Regions from separate parts of the Mus musculus genome. Here region 2 is linked to region 1. The links are chromatin contacts, found by Hi-C in ENCODE. All regions are on one chromosome and are shown on one strand. Each heading gives the region's core, a stretch centred on a gene start or an enhancer-like site at or near the end of the contact. The rest is flanking DNA. Distances are from core to core; before and after follow the strand shown.

Region 1 (4,175 bases), core at 351-2,850:
CTAAAGTTTTAGCTGGGCAATTCTCCATCCCCTCGGGAGACAATAAGCGTGGACACACGGGTGCTCCAGAGACCATTGGAAAGAGCTGGGAATGTGGCAGGGGAAGAGGTCAGAGGATATCCAAGGATACCAGCAGCTACCAGCCATTTGCCAGAGACTTCACTGCAAGGGAATACACTCACACTTAGAGTCAAGTGCTGTCCCTGCAAAGGAGCAACCTAGAGTCACCCTTACAGTGGGTATCCTGCTGTCTCCTAGGGTTACCTTTACAGCGGTGTCCCATTGTCTATTATGGTCACTCTTACAGTGGGTATCCATTGGCCCCTAGGGTTACCCTTACAGTGGGTGTCCCATTTTCTACCAGAGTCACCCTTACAACATGTGTCCCAGTGGCCCCTAGGGATCACCCTTACAGCAGGTGTCCCATTGTCTACTAGGGTCACCCTTACAGTAAGTATCCCATTAGCCCCCAGGGTCACCCTTATAGCAGGTGTCCCATTGGCCTCTAGGATCACCCTTACAGTAAATATCCCATTAGCCCCTAGGGTCACCCTTACAGCAGGTGTCCCATTGGCCTCTAGGATCACCCTTACAGTGGGTGTCCCATTGGCCCCTAGGGCCACCCTTACAGTGGTTGTCCAGTTGGCCTCTAAGGTCACCCTTATAGTGGGGTGTCACCCTTTCAGTGGGTGTCCCATTGGCTCTTAGGGATTGGCCCATGGAACTTAGCTGGAACAGAGATGCTGCAGGCAAAGTGTCTGAGGTGATCTCAGGAAAGCATCAATCACCCTTTTACCCAGGAGATAAACTTTGAGAAAGGCTTGGACTACAGTGTTTATATCAAGGCTACCTCTACACCCGGGGGCAGGACACCCTGACAGACAGCCCGTTTACATCACTACTTGTTCTGTTTACTGTTTTAGTGTCCATTCTGGAATGCCCTTCCTATGCCTCCCTCTGCTTACCCATCTTCCTCACAGATCACCCCCTCCAGGCAGTCTTCCCAGACCACTCAAGACCTCACTTGCCTCCCACTTCTCCAAAAGCTCCGAAGAATCATCTTCCTTGCACTGATCTATGCACGTGACTCTCACGCCTCTTGTTCAGTTTGATGGCAGGCCTGGCACCACACCTGGCTGCCCTTGCTTATCCAACCTCATTTCCTAACCCACCGTAGAACCACAGTGGGTGCCTGCTGTCTCGTTAGCATAAGTTGGGACATGCAGTCTTTAAAAACTAAGTTGGGTAGTACAGTAGAATTGGTGGAAAAATTAAAAATAAGCTTCCTCTTGAATGAACGATGAGAGGTGAGCTTTGGGGACATCATTCTGTGCCTTTAAAAAAAAAAAAAGTATAAAATGCCCCGCACTTCGGAGGCAGAGGCAGGCAGATCTTTGAGTTTAAGGCCAGTCTGGTCTACAGAGTGAGTTCCAGGATGGCCAGGGCTACAGAGAAACCCTGTCTCAAAAGAACAAATCAAAACAAAAAGTACAAAAGAAAGGGAGAAATCAGATGCAGGTTGCAAGTTCCTGGTGACATCAGCTTTGGCAGGCCCTGATGGAAAGTGACCTTGCCAGAGCCCTGCTCCCCCATTCAGTTGGAACACTTTCCACTAACGGTATTAATCTGGCCTTCAGTCTGAGGCAGAGCTGCCTGGGCCAAGCCCTCCTGCTTCAGTCCAAGTGATGAATCAGCCCCATCTCCTAATGCCCTCAAGAATTAGAAGAATCGGCGGAGGAAGAGAGAGGCACAGGGCACCATGCACACCCTCAGATGGACAATAGAAATGACGGAGGCCAAGACCTTCGGTCTCTTTCCATCTCTGGGAAGCCTTTCCATTAAAAACATTTTCTTCTTCTGTTACATCCATGTTTTTTCTTTTTGGTTTCCTCTTGTCAGCCTCAGCCCAGAGGAAACTTCTCACTCCCCACCTCCAACCACGTACTAAACACCGTTTCCTTCCAAGGGCTTCTTCGTTATTTTTTTCTTCAACTTACAGCTAGATTGCTTGGCATCAACCGAGAAAGCCTAGTAACACTCTGGCGTTCCAAAAGCAGCCCAGAAGATCAGAAGTATCCGCCGCATCTACCTCCTGGACTCGGCACGATCAAACGCTACGCTCTCTGAGAAGACATTGGGAGTAGTAGAAATGTTAAGTTTGTTTTTTCTTTTTTCTTTCTTTTTTTTTTTTTTTAATTTTAAAAAACCTAAAAAGACACCTTAAAGGAAGCAAAAGACAGACACAGCCAAGAAGCAAGCAAATCTGATATTCTCTGAGCTGAAAAACAAGAGCCAAGGGAATTCTATTCTTAGCAGAGACTTAGCCAGCTCCATTCTCCAGGGGTGGGGTGGGTTGCAAAGAAGGCTACAGTGCCCTCTGTCTGGGACCTGTCAGCATGTAGCCTGGGGGCTTGGATTCATTCTCTCTCTCTCTCTCTCTCTCTCTCTCTCTCTCTCTCTCTCTCCCTCCCTCCCTCCCTCCCTCCCTCCCTCCCTGTCTCTCTCTCCCTCCCTCCCTGTCTCTCTCTCCCTCTCTCTGTTTTTTTTCTGTTCTCTCTCTATATATTCTTCTTTTTTTCTCTCTTCCAAATGGAGTTTATTTGTTTAACAGTCCTGGAACTCAATCCACAGACCAGGCTAGCCTTGAACTCACAGAGATCCACTTGCCTGTCTCTGTATTCCTCATGCTGGGACCAAAGGCGTATGCTACCACACCTGGCTTAGCTAAGGTTTTTCATTCATGGTTTTTTGTTAGTCATTGTACAACCTTTGCAATGTCTGATTATCTAAAAAGAACATGAGAGCAGGGAGCTCAGTTGACTTCACCACAGTTGTACAGTTTGGAAATGGCATCAGTAAAGATGCTAACTAACCCAGGTTCCCTTTTCTTAGCCTGTGTCTTTATAGTTCGTCTTTCCGTATCAGATTTATGTTGTTTCATGCTCAAAGGCTTTGACAGCCAGATCTGTCTAACACAGAGGTTGGTTCTCAAAGCTGAACACCATAGGCCTCCTAAAGATGTGTTCTACTATGTTTGGATACATGTCTCCCAAAGACTGGCATGCTAAAGGCTTAGTCCCCAGGCAGTGCTATCACTAGGAGATGGTGGGACCTCTAAGAGGCAAATTCTTCTAAAAGAAAGCTGGGCTTTTGTGGAATTGCCTTTAGCCAGCCTGGCACAAACAAAGATCTTCTAAAAAGAAGACAGCCTCACCTTTCTTTGGTTATCACACTATGGAAACAATGGTCCCCAAGGAATTGGATCCCTTGGAGCCTCTCACAAGATGAAGGAACAGGCTGAAGCATAGTGCCAGCCAGAGGAGGTTTCATATCATCCTGTTATCTTATCTACCACCTTGTAAGGGAGAAAGGACCAGAAACAATGAGTCTATAATGGGACTGTGACAGAGAGGATCACACCTCAGCCAGGGGCAGCTTAGTTATGCTGATCACTGTAAATGTAATTCTTAGGGGGTGTTCGACACCCCTTTTGCTCCCAGGTAACAACATGGCATTTCTATGCCCACTTTAACCCATTTTAGCTCCCAAATAAATGGCACAGAGACCTGTTAATTTTATTAATGGGCTGCAAGCCTTAGCTGGGCAGGTTCTGAGCTGTTCTAAACTGACTAGGCCACATGGGCTGTTACTTGCTATCTGGTCTTACCCTGGTTTACTCCAGTTCACATGTATCCTCAGGGCTGCTCTCTCATCATGATCTCATGGAGAATTCTCCTTCTCATTGAGTCATGTCGGGAACCCTCCTGGTCCCTTCATATAGTCTCTCCATCTCCTCATTCTCTCTACTCTTTCTTCCTTGGACCTCCTGACTGGGATCCGAAGTCCCGCCCTATTCTCTTCTGCCCAGCTAATTGGCTAATCAGCTTTTTAGTAACCCCTGATCAGAGGTGAAGAAAAACAATTTTTATATAACATTGAAATCAGAGAGCCTTAACCATGCCATTGTCTGGCTTGCAACCAGACATCTAAGCATCTGAACACACAGTGCACAACACCATTCCCCAGCAGATCATTTGCTCTCTTAACACTAAAGCTCTCATCCAGAGTTGGATGTCACCAGATCTCTTTATTTGTTCCTCTTCCCAGTGGGGCCATTGATTACAAGTCACTCTCTGTATGCCACTGCCCTATTGAGGGTGGGTACCTTCTCCTCT
Region 2 (4,645 bases), core at 484-2,983, 86 kb before region 1:
TCCCCTTCTGAGCTCTCTACCATCACTAATGGCAGTAGGTCTCATTGTCTTTTCAGCCATTGGCCAGAGCCATCCTTCTTTTTCACTTTGGTATATCTCCAACACAGCAACTGGCCTGGTACAGGCTATAAGAAGGACAGGCAAGGCAGTCCTTGTATGACTTAATCTCTGAACTCGGTAATAAGGCTTTCTCCCTCTCTCCCTCCCTCTCTCTCTCTCTCTCTCTCTCTCTCTCTCTCTCTCTCTCACACACACACACACACACACACACACACACACACACACTTTCATTATTTCTTTTTCCAGTGTTGAGGATTGAACTCATAGTCTCATGAATGTTAAGAAGGTACTCTACCATTGAATTAACATATACCTTACTTTTTATATTTAGTTTATAGTAAGTATACGGTCTCTGGACCAGAGCCACAATGATTATTTGGTTAGAGACTATTTCAGTAGCTGTTCCTTGTGTCTCATTGATGCCTAGGAAGGACATGGGCCAAGACAGGTTGATCTTGTGCAGGCAGAAGAGTCTGTTCTACAAGATGGGGATTATCTTACATCTGGAACATTTATTCCAGTACCTATCACAGAAAGGAGACAGGACCTACAACGTAAAGTAATAGTCTCTAGGGGGAAATAGGAAGTACTCTGTCCAGGGTTATGAGTATATGGCCTTGGGGAAGGTAAGATAGATTTTATAATAGATGTCAATTGCACTAGCTGGGCAGGTGACTGTGCACAACTTTAATCTCAGCACTCAGAAGGCAGAGGCAAGTGGATCTATGAGTCTGAGGCCAGCCTGGTCTACAGAGCGAGTTCTAGGACAACCAAGGCTATACAGAGAAACCCTGTCTCAAAAAAACAAAAACAAAATACAACCAAACAACAACAACAAAAAAGAAATCAATGTCTCCCCTAAGGGGTGTTTAAAGCTCTATGGGATTTGAGGAACAAATTATTTTCTATACTGAAAGTCTGATCCTCCTGCCCCTATTTCCAAAGTGCTGGGATCACAGGCTCCCACTAAAATGCCCAGTCTGATGCAGGGCTGGGATTAGACCCAGAGCTTCATGCATTCAAGAACAGCCCTCTGCTGACTCAGCTGCATCAGAGACTGATACGCGGTCTTTAGAGAGTGTGTCAGTTCCCACTGCTCAGAAAGAAAGCTCTGCTTTGTAGAAACATGGGGATAGCCGTAGTGTTTTACAGTACCCACCCCTGTTCTTTCTTCTTTCTGTTTACTAGAAGTAAGGTACTAGGTCAACCCACATTCAAGGCAAGGTGATTCTGTTTCTACCTCATAAAGCCCAACAAAACTAAAAGAGTTATACAATAAAAAATAAAAATAAAAAGTAGATATGTCTAAGCCATCGCATGCTACAAAAACAAACAAACAAAACACCAAAAAAATTACCACACACAAACAACCCATCCCTTACCATTTGAATATGTAATAAATATATAAATGTATGCAATCCCCTTTCTCCAGGTTCCTGCAAGGGACACCCTATGACATGTCATCTTATCTTACAAAATGGCCATCTGCATGAAGACCAGGTGACCATGGGGTATTTTGTGGTAGCTCCTTAAATACACATCTACTTAAACATCCATCAACTAGAGTAAAAGCTGTCTTCTTCCCTCCCCCAACACACACAGCGAGACAGGCATGGGCTAGCCAAATTAGTTGTTTCTGTTCCCAAAGCAGGAAAACAAGAAGCTGGTCCTTAGCAACGTTGAGTTCCAACTGGCAAGCGTTACAGCTTTGCAGTCCAATCGGGGAATGTTAGAAATGGACTGGGGCTCATGGTGAAGGATTAGTCTCCATAACTCTTCCTCAGGGTTCTTAGTTCTTAGTTCTTCCTTTTAAAGACGTCCTCCCAGACCTGGACTCAATTGGTCACATTTCAGTGAGTGCAAAGCCAAACCAAGCCCAGCCAAGACATCACAGAGTGGAGAAAGGTTTGTTACCAGCAGCAGGCAAGAAACACAGAGGGTATATCTAAGTTCTGCCTTTCTGGAACAAAGGCAGGTTGGAGAGATCCCTCAAGGGAGGCTATAGCTGTTCAAACAGCTTTCATCCTGTTTCTGAGTATGCTTAGTTTAAGGTTCGTTTAAAAGACTGCAGACATTTTGGGGCATGCTTATCTCATGGAACACATGCTTAGAGGATTAACATGATGTCTTGGAATACCCCTGGGCATTGCACCATAAATTCTCAGCTGTAAATAAAGAAATGACACCATGATAGTTAATAATTGGCTGGACATGGAAGTGGGCAAGAGATGGCTTTCAAGGAGGCTAAAGATAGCCCATGATAACGTGTCTCTGATCTATGACATTTGACTCTTTGGAAGCACAGAGTTTAGACCCCTGGCCTTGTAGACTCTTCAACAAATGTTCAGCCTCTCCTTTTTCCTGGGAACTTATGTTTATAATAGTTAAGATTTATCCAGCACACATTTCTTCCCATGTTCTTTGAGTCGGGAACTTTAGAGCCGACTAAACTTTAGAACCACTTTAGGCGTTTCTGACTCAGATCATTCTCTGAAGTTATAGTGAAGATGTTGGCGGAAAAGATGTAAGGAACGGTATGGGATCAGGACCCCCAAGACCAAGTTCTCAGCATGAAGGAGATTTATTTGCTCCAAAAGGACAGAAGGCAGGGAATAAGAGAGAAAGACAGGAGATGGGGGATGAGGAAGAAAGGGAAGGGGGCAAAGGGGAAGCGGGAAAGATATTTGCCCCAGAGGGACAAAGGACTACCTCTGGATAAAGAGGAGACAGACATGGCACACAGGCAAATGGAGGTTTATATAGGTAAAGAGGAAATTCCATGTTAGGATGAGGTGTTTAATTTTAATTGGGCATGTTAATTAGGTGAGCCAAAGGGGTCTTTTGATTGCTAGACTTCAATACTTCTATAGCTGGACCTCAGCAGTCACCCTCAGGAGGAGGAAGTGGTCCAATAAGGGACTAGACCCAGATGGCTAGCCTTAGGAATATAATCTAACAGTGTTTAGCAAGGGAATGGGGAAGGGTGAAGCCCGTTGGAGCCAGACTGACCATGCTCAGGCTAGTCCAGAGTCTCTTCAGACACTTACAGAAAATGCCTCTGGATTTGGAACCCTAACCTCACAGATGGAATTCAGGTCTGGGAGGAGTCTGGCTCTCCAAGTGGGGAAGTCCTGCCCTTCAAAGGCAAGGGGAGCTCCTGGGGCTAAGACTGTGGTTGGAGCCAGCAGGTTGCATGTGCCGCGGCACATGAATGGCTAAGTCTGTAAGAGAACATTAGGCTTGAGGCTGGGAAGGAGTAGGCGCCCACTAACAGCTCCATAGCTATTAGGGATTAATCTACCACATCATACAGCATTCAAATCCCCCATCAGCTACTGACCTTTCTGGCTACGTAGTGTTTCACTGAAGTCCTTCTGACTGTGCGGTATTTAATGCCTCCAGCACATTCCATCCAGTTCAGAGAACAGACGGGTTATTAAATACACCTAGAAACTCTGCCCAAGGCTCTTGTTTGTGGGCTGAATCAAACGAAAGGAAATTGTCACCACAAGAACTTGGGTGAAAATTGAGTGCTGTCTCTGAGGTTCATGAGAATACATGTACTTGAATCCTCTCCCTGTCTAGCCCTAGATCCTTCAGATGTGGACATGGGTGTTCACACATCCAGCACAGTTAACATCATTTGCTCTAAGGGTTGCCAAAACGCTGATAATATCTCTTTCATTCAGAGATGTTTTCTATTAGAATAGCCCTGGACCGAGCTTTAGGCCTGAATACATATGACCTTATTCCTCTTCAAGATAATTTCTGGGAACCTCAGGCAAGACTGTTAGCTTTGTTTACAGTAAGGACATCCTAATGCCTGCATCCTTGGCATCCAGACATTAACCTTATCCGTTGTAATCCCGTTTGGTGCCCTTGGGACCCACACTGTAATTTCATGTAAGTTTCCTTAGTAAGCCTTTAAGGATAATAGCTTTAAAACCCAATGGAAATTGCTTCTAAGGCAATTTTAAGACAATAAAGTAGGGCTTGCTTTTTGAGATGCCCATACTCATGTACTAGGGTATGTCTTTCTTAACCCTCATATTTTAAAAATCTATATTAGGCTGGAGAACATTGTTCAAGAGCACTTTCTGCTCTATCAGAGGTTGTAGGTTGTAGTCCAAGCCCTCACACGATGACTCACAACCAATCCCAGGGGATCTGATGCCCCCAGTTGGTGTTCTCATGTCCCAACACACATGTGGTACATAGATATAAATGAAAGCCTAACACCCATAGACATGAAATAAAAATAAAACCTCCCAAAATCTATACAAAAAAAAATCATCCCATAAACTCTAACTTTGCTTCATCCTGGCTGGTCCTGAAATTCCCTTCTATATCAAATTCAAGGATCTGGTTTGAGTCGAGGTCCCTAAAAGATGAAGAGAACTCCTCGGGCTGCTAAGGGCGATGGCACTGAGATCCCTCCTCACCAGAACTGACATCTTTGAATGTGCTAAGTCACAGGCAGAAAACGCTCCTCTATCCTAGCCACAACCTTTCCGTAGATCCACGCGAGTGTTCTGCGTGACCCTGTGCACTCTCCACTCCAGGCCTTTCTCAGCTTTCCTAGGAA

What was found. Hi-C counts contacts between places; a loop is a spot of excess contacts on that map.
Region 2: a loop to region 1 is called in a map of regulatory T cell, with 2.2 times the contacts of the local background. The contact joins two enhancer-like sites. A Hi-C loop is called at or near these places in 5 of 37 maps with a recorded cell type or tissue (T-helper 1 cell, left cerebral cortex and regulatory T cell).

Annotation. Positions count from the first base shown.
Region 1 is chr10:95,011,565-95,015,739 of GRCm38, reverse strand. No RefSeq gene overlaps it. Among named protein-coding and RNA genes, the nearest start is that of Gm40744, 52 kb to the right of the region's middle. Within about 2 kb of position 1,600, at least 1 of the 3 ENCODE cell types and tissues checked has a DNase peak (open chromatin) inside an H3K27ac peak, as active enhancers do.
Region 2 is chr10:95,097,204-95,101,848 of GRCm38, reverse strand. No RefSeq gene overlaps it. Among named protein-coding and RNA genes, the nearest start is that of Gm29684, 46 kb to the left of the region's middle. Within about 2 kb of position 1,733, at least 1 of the 3 ENCODE cell types and tissues checked has a DNase peak (open chromatin) inside an H3K27ac peak, as active enhancers do.